2 separate regions of the Homo sapiens genome follow, and region 2 is linked to region 1. The links are chromatin loops, found by intact Hi-C in ENCODE. Cell type or tissue: PC-3. All regions are shown on one strand. Links, peaks and the distances in the headings refer to the core of each region. The heading gives the core; the rest is flanking DNA.

Region 1 (5,800 bases), core at 338-5,337:
GTTTTCCATGATGTGATTATTACACATTGCATGCCTGTATCAAAACATATACCCCATAAATGTATATTCCTACTATGTAGCCACACAAGTAGAAAAGAAAATATCTAACATATAGGAGAGGCTCTGTAAGGTCATGGATGGAGTATGCACTTGAGCAAAACCTCGTAGGTTTCCATTCCTGCTGTGTTTTTATTTTTTCTTTTTCCCTGTATGACATTAGGCCAGTTCCTAACCTCTCTGTTACTATGTTTCCTCATCTTTTGATTAAGGATAATAAGAATTTCTACCTGATAAGTTTTTTGTGAGGATTGAAATAGTATTTGTTACAACCGGTGCCTGGCACATAGCAAACATAGTATCACCATCATCAATGTTATCATCAGACTGAAGTATATATATGGTTTATGCATGTGTATCTACACAACATATGTCTCCCTCAGTAAACTGACATGTGCTTATTTCTGTTCAAAGGAGGGTAACTAAAGTGAATAGTTCTTTTTTATTTTATTTTATTTTATTTTTGAGATGGAATCTCTGTCTGTTGCCCAGGCTGGAGTGCAATGGTGCGATCTCCGCTCCCTGTAACCTCCGCCTCCTGGGTTCAAGTAATTCTCCTGCCTCAGCCTCTCAAGTAGCTGGGGTTACAGGCACCCGCCACTATGCCCGGCAAATTTTTGTATTTTTAGTAGAGACAGGGTTTCACCATACTGTCCAGGCTGGTTCTCAAATTCCTGACCTCAAGCGATCTGCCTGCCTCGGCCTCCCAAAGTGCTGGGATTACAGGCATGAGCCACTGTGCCCAGCCTCAAGTGAATAATTTTTTAAAAGTGTGTAGATTCAGTAATTATACTTCACTATATCCTCTACTTGATAGGTGCTGCTTTGTGCGATCATAAATGAGGTAAATTCACGTGCCTGTTTATAATAAAAGACTTCTTGAATGTATCTGTTAAATTATAATAGGAGCTTCTAAGTAGGACATCCTTAGAAACTCAGAAGTTGGATCTGATGGCTGAAATATCTAACTTGAAGTTGAAACTGACAGCTGTAGAGAAGGACAGATTGGATTATGAAGATAAGTTCAGAGACACAGAGGTGAGTGATACAGTCTCTCCTCCCTCTCTCTCTCTCTCTGTCACTCTGTCTTTGTCTCTGACACACATACATTCCTAGGGCAAAGTTGAAATTCCCTGGAGGTGTGCAAGGAAGGCAGTTAATTACTACGTACCATCATCCTACTTCATTTTAAGAATAATCTTTCATTGCATTGACTTTTTATCACTAGATGCTAATGGCAATTTTTATTTTTAGACTTTTGATATGAAGTATTAATCTTTTTATTAACCTTTAGAAATACTTTTGACTTTACGATATTTGGAGCATCCGTCCATCCATACTGTTTTTCTTAATTTTGTAAATAATGGGCTTAAATACATGGTTTCACTAGTAGTTATTATTTAGGCACACTGATTATTTACTATGTAATTGGATTTTGAAAATCTGTATAGAAAACATGCTAACATTCTATACTCACAAAATCACAGACAGAGCTTTTTTGAGGTCTTTTAATTTGGCATTCTACTTTTGGTCTGTTCCACATGTAAATCATTCCAATTAAATAAGACTCACTGTACTTCTACAAAAATCAGGGTACATTCTGTAACTTGAAGTATCCATTTTAGTGGCTTAACAAGCTTTATTGTTTGTTCTATTTTGTTAATTCAGGCCTCCTAGTTTGTTTGCTTTGTGACATTTGGCAAGTTCTTAACCTCTCTGTTGGTTTTTGATGGAGACAGAGAGCATATCCATTTGAAACATACATTTGAAATGAAGTATAAAGAGTTGCAGAAATTTCTTTTCTCTGAGAGCCATCTCCCCTCCTTTTTGCTTCCTATTTTGTTTCCTTGGTTGGAGTATGGAAGGGTGTCATGCTGGATTAGAAAATGGGTACCAAGGAGAGAGGAGAGAAAATGGTTTACTTATTTTTCCCTTCTGTTTTTATTTCAATCATGTATTTCACGCTGACTATAAGCCAGCATGATACCAGGCATTACATACATTATCCACCATAGGAAAGTTCTTTATATTGGAAATAACAAGTTTTACTCCACTGCTATTTTCAAAATTAAATTTTCTGTCAAAGATTCAATTACAGTGGAAAGTCTTGGTATATGTCTTGCTTCCTCCATAGCAAAAGGAAGTCTTTCATTTGGTTCATGTTTTAATCTTTTTTTTTTTTTTTAAGAGATAGGATCTTACTGTGTTGCCCAGGCTAGTATGGAACTCCTGGCCTCAAGCAATTCTCCCATTTTGGCCTCCCAAAAGCACTGAGGTTACAGGCATGAGTCACCATGCCCAGCCATGTTTTAATTTTAAAACTCTTTGTCAGTTGCCTGTGTGAGCATGTTTCTCATTTGATAGAAGCTGGGGCTCTTAAAACAGGACTTAGAAAGTTACCCAATTTAAAATTCTTGGTTTTGTATTTTCTCTAAAAATCTCTTTGATATTTTCCTCTTTCCCCTCTTTTTGTCAGGTCCTAACCCCATAGTCGCAGGGTAAAGTAATAGTAAAACTCAGTCAACAGATGGGCAACATGGCAGTGGAGCTAGCTCTGCTGCAGGGAAGAATTGATGGTAGATATGGATAGAGGTGGTCTTCTACATTGCGTCCACAAAGTCAAGGGGAAATATTCACCTGTTGTTAACTTAATTTGTATATGAGATGTTAACCAAATGTTGGGGCTAAATTGCAGTAGATGTGTTACTTATTGTTGTAAGCGCCTAGGGTAATATTTATATCCCTTGAGTTTGGCTGCTTTTTTTAATCAAATCTCTTTTCCCCACTTTTTCATTGTTTCACTCATGCACTCTCAATCACATACAAAGTGATCTTGTCATCAAACTTCCTGTACACTCAATCCCTGATAATCTAATAAAAATTCAGTGTTATTTCTAAAACGTATGCACAGACCCGGAGATTAGAGCATATGTGGTAAACTTTGTGATGTTACATATGAAAATAATTAAAATAATCTTCAACATTAAACTAACTTGAATATTCTCATGTTCTTGTTATCGTCCCCTTAATAAAAATATTTTTCTGGGTGTTTCATGAATCCATAATATTTAACTTTCTCTTAGAATTTTAGATTTATATTTGGATATTAATTTCCAAGAAAATATTGGCATGGGGAAGAAGTATAGGCATTTCCAAAGGACTGAGGGTACAAGTCTTTAAACTTTGGAAGATTCAGGACTTGTCCCTGGAATTGCTAATGGGAGATGATTAGCATCATTCAACAGTGCCCCCTTGTGGTAAGAGCATACATGTCAGAGACTGAGTTCCTGCAGGAGCCCTGAATTCTCTGAAAGGGAAAAGAGAAAGGGAACAGGAATTTTCTTTTTTAAAAGGACTGAACTTCTGATAAGAAATTGATTGAAATAGTTTGTATTCTGTTTTTTAAAGTTTTACATTAGGGAGCCATTTCCAGATTTTCCAGCTTGTGTTGTCAGGGGAAGATGTGATTTATTTCAGGTTGGAAATTTAGACCATATTTAAAGTATTGCCATGAAATATAGTTGAGTAGTTTTTTGTTAAAACAGATAAATTATCCCAGTTTACAATTCCATTTTTTTCAGTGGTTTCTTCTTTGCACGAGCAAAGAAGAAAGGAAGCTGTAAAATACAATAGCAGATAAGAATTCAATGGTATTTCTTAGCAATGAGAAAGTAGGAAAATATATATTTAGAAAGATCATATTGATGAATATCACTAAGGACTCATATTATGCAAGGATGATTAGCTTAGATAACTGGGAAAAGCTGATTTTTTTCTTTAGACTTGAATTCTGACCTGTTAGTTGAGGAATCACAAATATGTTGCTGAATAATGTCAAACAGTTCATGACCTAATTCATAAGAAGAAAATAGATATCATCTAAGTGAAATATTGTGCCATTATTAAGGTGTAATTGTATAACTATGATAGGTAATATTTTGCCCCATTTTATAAGAGACCACAATTTAAAAGCCTAAGGGTTTACTGGGAAGTGTTATTTTATTGTAGCATCCCTTCTCTTAGCCTTTGTGAACTTGAATCATTACACTTGGAAGCTTAAAATAATTTCTATTTACAAAGTTTTATTTCATATAGCATTGTTCTACTTGTAATTTTTGGCATTCGTGGATAATTTTGTCCTGTAGTCTATGAATTTGTGATGCAGGAATACATGCATGTCTTTGTAAAAAGAGAGAAGCTGGCCGGGCACAGTGGCTCACATCTGTAATCCCAACACTTAGGGAGTCCGAGGAGGGCGGGTCACTTGAGGTCAGGAGTTCAAGACCAGCCAGGTCAACATGGTAAAACCCCCGTCTCTACTAAAAATACAAAAATTATCTGGGCATGGTGGTGGGTGCCTGTAATCCCATCTACTGGGGAGGCTGATGCAAGAGAATCACTTGAACCCTGGAGGCGAAGGTCGCGGTGAGCTGAGATGGCGGCACTGCACTCCAGCCTGGGTGACAGAGTGAGACTCCATCTTAAAAAAAAAAAAAAAAAAAAAAGGAGAGGGAGAGAGAAGCAAAAATATAGTAACCATTGTAGGGATCTTTGTGGCTTGTAGTAAAATAAGTCATCTCCCATGCAGGGTATTTGAGTGTCTCTTTTGGAGGAGTTAATATTGCTTAACACTCTAATTTCCTTTCCTACTCTCTGGGCTCTTGGACAAGTTTTGTGAGCAAATTGGTCCTTTAAAAAGTAGCACTAAAATAAAGTGGCAGTAGAAAAGGTGCAGAATTGTGTTGTGTCATATAAACACTAGGATTGGTTTCTCTTTCATTTTCTAATGATAAAATTAGGTGAACTGCAGGGCCCTCATCCACTTTCCAGTTGAAAATTGTCATTAAACTTACAGTAAACTCAATCCCTGATAATCTCCTAATAAAAATTCAACACTATTGCTAAAATGTATGCACATACCCAGAGAATAGAGAATAGTTGAGAAACTTTGTGATGTTATATATGACGATAATTAAAATAGTCCTCAAAATTAAAACTGATTTGACTATTCTCATGTTCCTGTTATTCACTTAATAAAAATAAAACATTTCCCTGGCTGTTTCAGGAATCTTAAGGATTCATGGCTTAAAGGATTTAATTTTCATTTCATTCTCCCATATTGGGTTGACGAGCAATCCATATTTTTGTGGACAAAGGAAGAAATTACAAATTTTTTAAAATAGCCATGTATCATTGAGAAGGTTCAAAAGGTAAATGGCTTTACTAAAGAATGTGGTATATTTAAAATATGAAATAGCATTCTATGAAATAGAATAGAAATAGCACTCTGTGAAATAGCATAGAGTCATTTTTAGGATAGAAATATCTGACAAATAATAGATATTACACTACCTTTCTTAATCAAAATTATACTCACCTTTTATTTTCATAAGCCCATCACTTTAGGGCAGACGCATTGGGGATTTAAAGGAATGTTTTAAATGGAAAGATGCCTTCGTTCTTAAGGAGGTACATTTATTTCCATTTGTCTCATCTGATTCATACAACTTTAACCCTAGGAGCTGGTGACTTCTTAAGATTTCCAAGCTGCTATTTTATAGGTATAGGTAACTGTGTTACCACTTTCCTAATGTACTTTCTTGTTTCTTCTTGGACAGGGGCTGATTCAGGAGATCAATGATTTGAGGTTAAAAGTTAGTGAAATGGACAGTGAGAGACTTCAGTATGAAAAAAAGCTTAAATCAACCAAAGTAAGTTTTTCTCACAGGTTAACATTTTCAAA
Region 2 (5,800 bases), core at 393-5,392, 52 kb after region 1:
ACATCATGAGTAATGTAAAGAAAAAGCATGATCAGGGAATAAAGAATGTTAGGAGGTGCTATTTTATATTGGGTGGTGAAGGAAGGCCTCAGCGAGGAGGGGGCAATTAGCTAGAAATCTGAAGGAAGACACTGAGCATCAGTGCAGACATTTGGGAAAGGGTGTTCTAGGCACAAAGAACTGCAAATGCAAAGGACCTGGAATGGGAGTAGATGTGAATGTGGATAGCAAAGGAGGCTGACGTGGACGGAGCAGAGTGAGCTGGAGGCGAGAGGTGGGAGATGAGTTTGCAGAAGTAGCCAGCAAACTCATCAAGCTGGTCAAACTTGTAAGCTGAAGTAAGGACTCAACTATTCTGAGTGATGGGGGAGAGAAATGTCTTGACTGACCTGTACGTTAAAAGCCTCACTTGAAGCCAGGCATGGTGGCTCACACCTGTAATCCCAGCACTTTGGGAGGCCAAGGTGGGTGAATCACTTGAGGCCAGGAATTCAAGACCAGCCTGGCCAACATGGTGAAACCCCGTCTCTACTAAAAACATAAAAATTAGCCTGGCATGATGGCACATGCTTGTAATTTCAGCTACTCAGGAGACTGAGGCAGGAGAATCGCTTGAACCCAGGAGGCGGAGGTTGCAGTGAGCCGAGATCGTGCCTCTGCACTCCAGCCTGGGTGACAGAGCAAGACTCTGTCTCAAATAAACAAACAAACCCTCACTTGATTACTGGGGGGAGACTTGATGGTAGAAGAAAAAGAAGAGAAGCAGAACCCAGGTAAGCAGCTAGGAAGCTGTAGTCACCCAGATGAGAGAAAAAGGTGGCCTGGACCACACTCGTACAAGAGGAGGTATGAAGAGGTCAGATTTAGAATGTAGTTGAAAGTAAAGTGTACAGCATTTGCTGATGATTGGATGTGGGGTTTGAAACATGTAACAATTAGATGCTGTATTTCCAAATGTCTTGAATAATAAGAATATATGCAAGGACAGAAATAAATTTGTCTTTGACTTTCCTTTATCCAAAGAAATCAGAAGATGGAGAAAAGCATTTTAGAGAAACAGTGCCAGGGTATGTGATTGCCAGGTGGGCACTGCATGACTGGGTGCCTCACTGAGGAAAAAGTAACTCAACATGGGCAAAGGAGATCCCAAGAGGCAAAAATGTCATTATACGCATTCTTTATGCATACTTGTCAGAAGGAGCACAAGAAACAGCACCCAGATGCTTCTGTCCTCTTCTCAGATTGTTCCAAAAAGTGCCAGAGAGGTAAAGGACCGGGTCTGCTATAAAGGAAAATTTGAAGACTTGGCAAACTCAGGCAAAAGACCCATTATGAAAGAGAAATGAAAACCTATATCCCTCCAGAAAGAGAGGCAAAAAAAAAAAAAAAGCCCAAGAGGCCTCCTTTGGCTTTTTTCTTGTGTTCTGAGTATTGCCCCTGAGTCAAAGGAAAATATCCCGGCCTATACATTGGTGATTTTGCAAAGAAACTGGGAGAGAGGTGGAATGACACTGTTGCAGATGACAAGCAGCCTTATGAAAAGAAGGCTGCGAAGCTGAAGGACAAATATGAAAAGGATATTGTAGCAGACTGAGCTAAAGGAAAGCCTCATGCAGCAACAAAGGGAATTGCCAAGGCTGAAAAAAAAAGAAAAAAAGAAGAGGAGGATGAGGAGGAAGGAGAAGAAGAAGATGATGATAAACGAGTTGGTTGTAGCAGTCTTTCTCTTGTCTATAAAGAATTTAACAACCCCTGTATACAACTCACTCCTTTTAAAGAAAAAAAAATTGAAATGTAAGGCTGTGTAAGATTTGTTTTTAAGCATTACAGTGTCAGCTGGGCGCGGTGGCTCACACCTGTAATCCCAGGACTTTGGGAGGCCAAGGTGGGTGGATCATGAGGTCAAGAGATCGAGACCATCCTGGCTAACACGGTGAAACCCCGTCTCTACTAAAAATACAAAAAAATTAGCCAGGCATGGTGGCGGGTGCCTGTAGTCCCAGCTACTTGGGAGGCTGAGGCAGGAGAATGGCATGAACCCGGGAGGCAGAGCTTGCAGTGAGCCAAGATTGCGCCACCGCACTCCAGCCTGGGCGGCAGAGCGAGACTCCATCTCAAAACAACAACAACAACAAAACAAAACAAAAACAGAAACAAACAAAAAACATTACAGTGTCTTTTTGTACAATTAACAGATTACAAAATGTCTCTTAAGATAGCCCTGTCCTGGTGATATTTTTAATAGACACTAACCTTGCCTGATACAGAATGGGGGTTGTAATTGGCACGGAAATTTAAAGCAGGCTTTGTTGGGGCACAGCACAGATTAGTTATATAGGAGGATAGTTTTTTCATCTTCATTTGTCTCTGATGCAGCTTATACGATATAGTTGTTGTTCTGCTGAGTACCACTCTGTAATTGAAAAAAAAGAAGTTGCAGCTGTTTTGTTGACATTCTGAATACTTCTAAGCAAATACAATTTTTTAAATTAAAAAAGCATTTTAGCCCTTTGCCTTCAGTAAACTGGGCATGAATAAGCCCAGGTGGCATCTTTTAAAGTGTTAAGTAATAACGGTTCCCATGTTCAATGCTTCTGGGAGGTTATAGTCCTCAGTCAATTAATGTTTCCTCGGTGTATAGCGACCCCTGTCTGCAGGAATGCTGTGTGGAGTACACTCTCAAGAAGGAGGTGATGTAAAGAACATGCAACTTGGAATCAGATGCGGATTTGAGTTTCAATGCTCATAAGAGCAGAGTCAAGTGGCTTAACTTTTTGCTTCCTTATTTGTAAAATGGGAATGACTTCAACTACAATCATGCATTGCTTAATGGGGATATGTTCTGAGAAATGCATTGTTAGGCAATTTCATTGTTTTGTGAACATAAGAAAGTGTACTTACACAGACCTAGACAGTACAGCCAACTACACACCTAGGCTATGTGGCATAGCTCCTAGGCTACAAGCCTGTACAGCATGTTACTTTACCAATACTGTAGGCAACTGGAACACAATGGTAAATATTTGTGTATTTAAACATATCTAAACACAAAAAAAGGTACAGTAAAAATAAGGTATAAAAGGTAAAACATAGTACACTTATATGGGGCACTTACAACAAATGGGGCTTGCAGGACTGGAAGTTGCTCTGGGTGAATCAGTGAGTGGTGAGTGAATGTGAAGGCCTAGGACATTACTGTATGCTACTGTAGACTTCACAAACACTGTTCACTTAGGCTGTGATACATTTATAAAACAATAAAGTAATTGTGCTATGATGTCACAATAGCCACAATGTCACTAGGGAATAGGAGTGTTTCAGCTCCATTATAGTCTTATGGGACCACCATCATATATGCACAGTGGTTGACTGAAACGTCTTTATGTGGCACATGACCGTAACTCAAAGAAGACAAAGCTTGTGAAAATATTTTATATACTGAAGTGTAAGCTTACGAAAATTTCAGAGAACCTAGTATAAATTGTAAGTATTCATGTTATAAACAGCTGAAAGCCATAAATCAGACTCACCATGTTTTTTTTTCAAGTGAAAATTAAAATGTGAAGCTTTTGTTGATTTTTAAAATACTGCATACTCATTTAATTTTTTCAAGCTGTATGCTTGGTGTAAAAATTCAAGTACAGAAATGGAGAAAGTGAAGTCTTCAGGAGTGTCTCCTCTATCCTCATATCCACTGCCTCAAATTTGCTGTTGACCCTTCCAGAATTTGCATTGCAAAAAAATAAAAATAAAAATATAATACACAAATGAGATTACATAATCCATAAATGCCTTATAACCTGCATTTTAAAAAAACTTAACAATATATTGTGGACAATTTTCTATGCTAATAGATTTATATCCACCTCATCCTTGTTAAGGCTGACACCAGTGGTTTTCCATCTTGCCTCAATATTAGATTCACTTGAAGAACTTAAACAAAAAACAAAACAAAACCCTAGTGCTCCAAACACATCTAGACCAATTAATCAGCATCTCAGAGGGAGTCCAGATAATTTTTTTTTTAAATCTTCTGAGGTTATTCTAATGTTTAACCAGGATTGGGGCCCAGGTATCTTAAGTAGTGATGCAGGATTTTTCTCGGCTCCTTTGCTGGACTCCCAGCAGGGGCGCTCTGTCTACTAGGCCCACCACACTCAGCCCCTTGTGGGAGGGAGCACATGAGTGAGTGAGTCCAGGGTCCAGCCTGCCACTTCGCCACCGCAGGAGAAAGCTTTGTGCAGAGCCCGCAGCCAGACCAGTGGTGTCGCCTTGAGGGGAATGCAGTGGCACCCAGGCAAGGATGCCTGAGACCCCAAAGCCCCAGAGGGGGTGGTAGTGTGCTGATGAGCTTTTTTAGTTCTGCCATCCACAGCCCGATGGATGGCAGCATGTTAGCAGCCCGGTTGGCCCCTGGCCCCCTCACATGGGGTGGCTGTCCTCTGCTGACCAGGGCAAAGGGTCAGTGTGACAGCCTTTCTGGGTACCCACACTTGGATCTCAAGCTCTTGTCCAGCATCCAAGAAAAATTAGGTCACCCTTGATAATTGAACGATAGTGAGGGCAGAGAATTTTATTGAGCGATGAAAAAGCTCTCAGCCGAGAGGGGAGCTGGAGATGGGATGGGAAGGGCTGTTCATCTTCCCCTGAGGTCAGGAGGTCTCTTCCCTGAAGTCAGGCCATCTCCCACCTCTACCAACTGAGTCTGGGGTCTTTACAGGCACAGGATGGCGGTGGGGTGGACTGTAGGTAATACTGGAAAAGGCAACATTTGATTGGTTAAAATACATTATTCAGAAAGAACCAATAGGGAGAGAGTGGGCAAACAGGAATAGAAGTTCTCACTCTGGTCCATGGGCTTCACACTGTTTTTGGCTTGAAGGTCGGGTTTCACCGGAGACCCACCTCTGTCTGCCTAGGATTTCTCTGCCACCTGCCTCTATTAGTAGTACTCTGCATTATATGAATACACCATAATAGATTTAACCCATACTGTTTTGATGAACATTTAGGTTGCAAGGTCTCTATACCTATTCCTTATATTTGCATATTGTCTACCATACTTGTGAATAGACATACTTTGTTCACCTACTATAAAGCAAGTTAGTTTTGAAGGCCGGGTGTGGTGGTTCCCGCCTATAATCCTAGCACTTTGGGAGGCCGAGGCGGGCGGATCACTTGAGGTCAGGAGTTCAAGACCAGCCTGGCCAACATGGTGAAACCCTGTCTCTACCAAAAACACAAAAATTAGTTGGGCATGGTGGCACATGCCTGTAATCTCAGCTACTTGGGAGGCTGAGGCAGGAGAACGACTTGGACCCCGGAGGTGGAGGTTGCAGTGAGCTGAGATTGTGCAACTGCACTCCAGCCTGGGTGACAGAGCAAGACTCCTTCTCAAAAAAGAGAAAAAAAAAAAAAGAAGTTAGTTTTGATTAAAAGTAGCTTTTTAATACAAAGGATAAACGCTTGAGGTGATGGATACCCCATTTACCCTGATGTGATTATGATACATTTTATGTCTGTATCAATATATATCATATACCCCATAAATATATATACTTCCTATGTATCCATAAAGATAAAAAATTAAAAAGTAGCTTTTATTGAATTAATTCAGGTTTAAATATAATAAAAACCAATTGTAAGACAGCTTAATATTTAAAATTGTTCTACACAGGACCAGCTACATAATTTGTAGGTTCCAGTGCAAACTGAAGATGCAGGACTCCTTGTTAAAAAAAGTATTAAGAATTTTAAGACAGCAACAGCAAAGCATTAGGCCAAGCGCAGGCACGTTGTA

Evidence for each region. A loop is a pair of places that touch in the nucleus more often than their neighbours do. Peaks named below come from ENCODE experiments on the same cell type or tissue, not always from the same donor. Only the 100,000 strongest peaks of a DNase experiment are listed, where the experiment ranks them.
Region 2: it touches region 1 in a loop (5-fold over the local background); 11 of 110 quality-filtered maps call a loop at or near these places.

What each region holds. Positions count from the first base shown.
Region 1 is chr12:27,649,047-27,654,846 of GRCh38, forward strand. PPFIBP1 (PPFIB scaffold protein 1) reads left to right here. Exons shown (of 30, transcript NM_003622.4): 7 at 964-1,095; 8 at 5,676-5,768. Among named protein-coding and RNA genes, the nearest start is that of REP15, 44 kb to the right of the region's middle. In PC-3, for the core only: a CTCF peak has its summit at 3,319 (motif pointing left); a DNase peak (open chromatin) is centred at 3,305; H3K27ac peaks cover 778 bases.
Region 2 is chr12:27,701,208-27,707,007 of GRCh38, forward strand. MRPS35-DT (MRPS35 divergent transcript) reads right to left here. Exons shown (of 5, transcript XR_001749448.2): 2 at 3,531-3,717; 3 at 2,254-2,413. It also overlaps the pseudogene HMGB1P49. Among named protein-coding and RNA genes, the nearest start is that of MRPS35-DT, 6.6 kb to the right of the region's middle. RefSeq lists an enhancer at 3,781-4,292. In PC-3, for the core only: CTCF peaks have their summits at 2,645, 2,849, 4,102 and 4,302; a DNase peak (open chromatin) is centred at 2,654.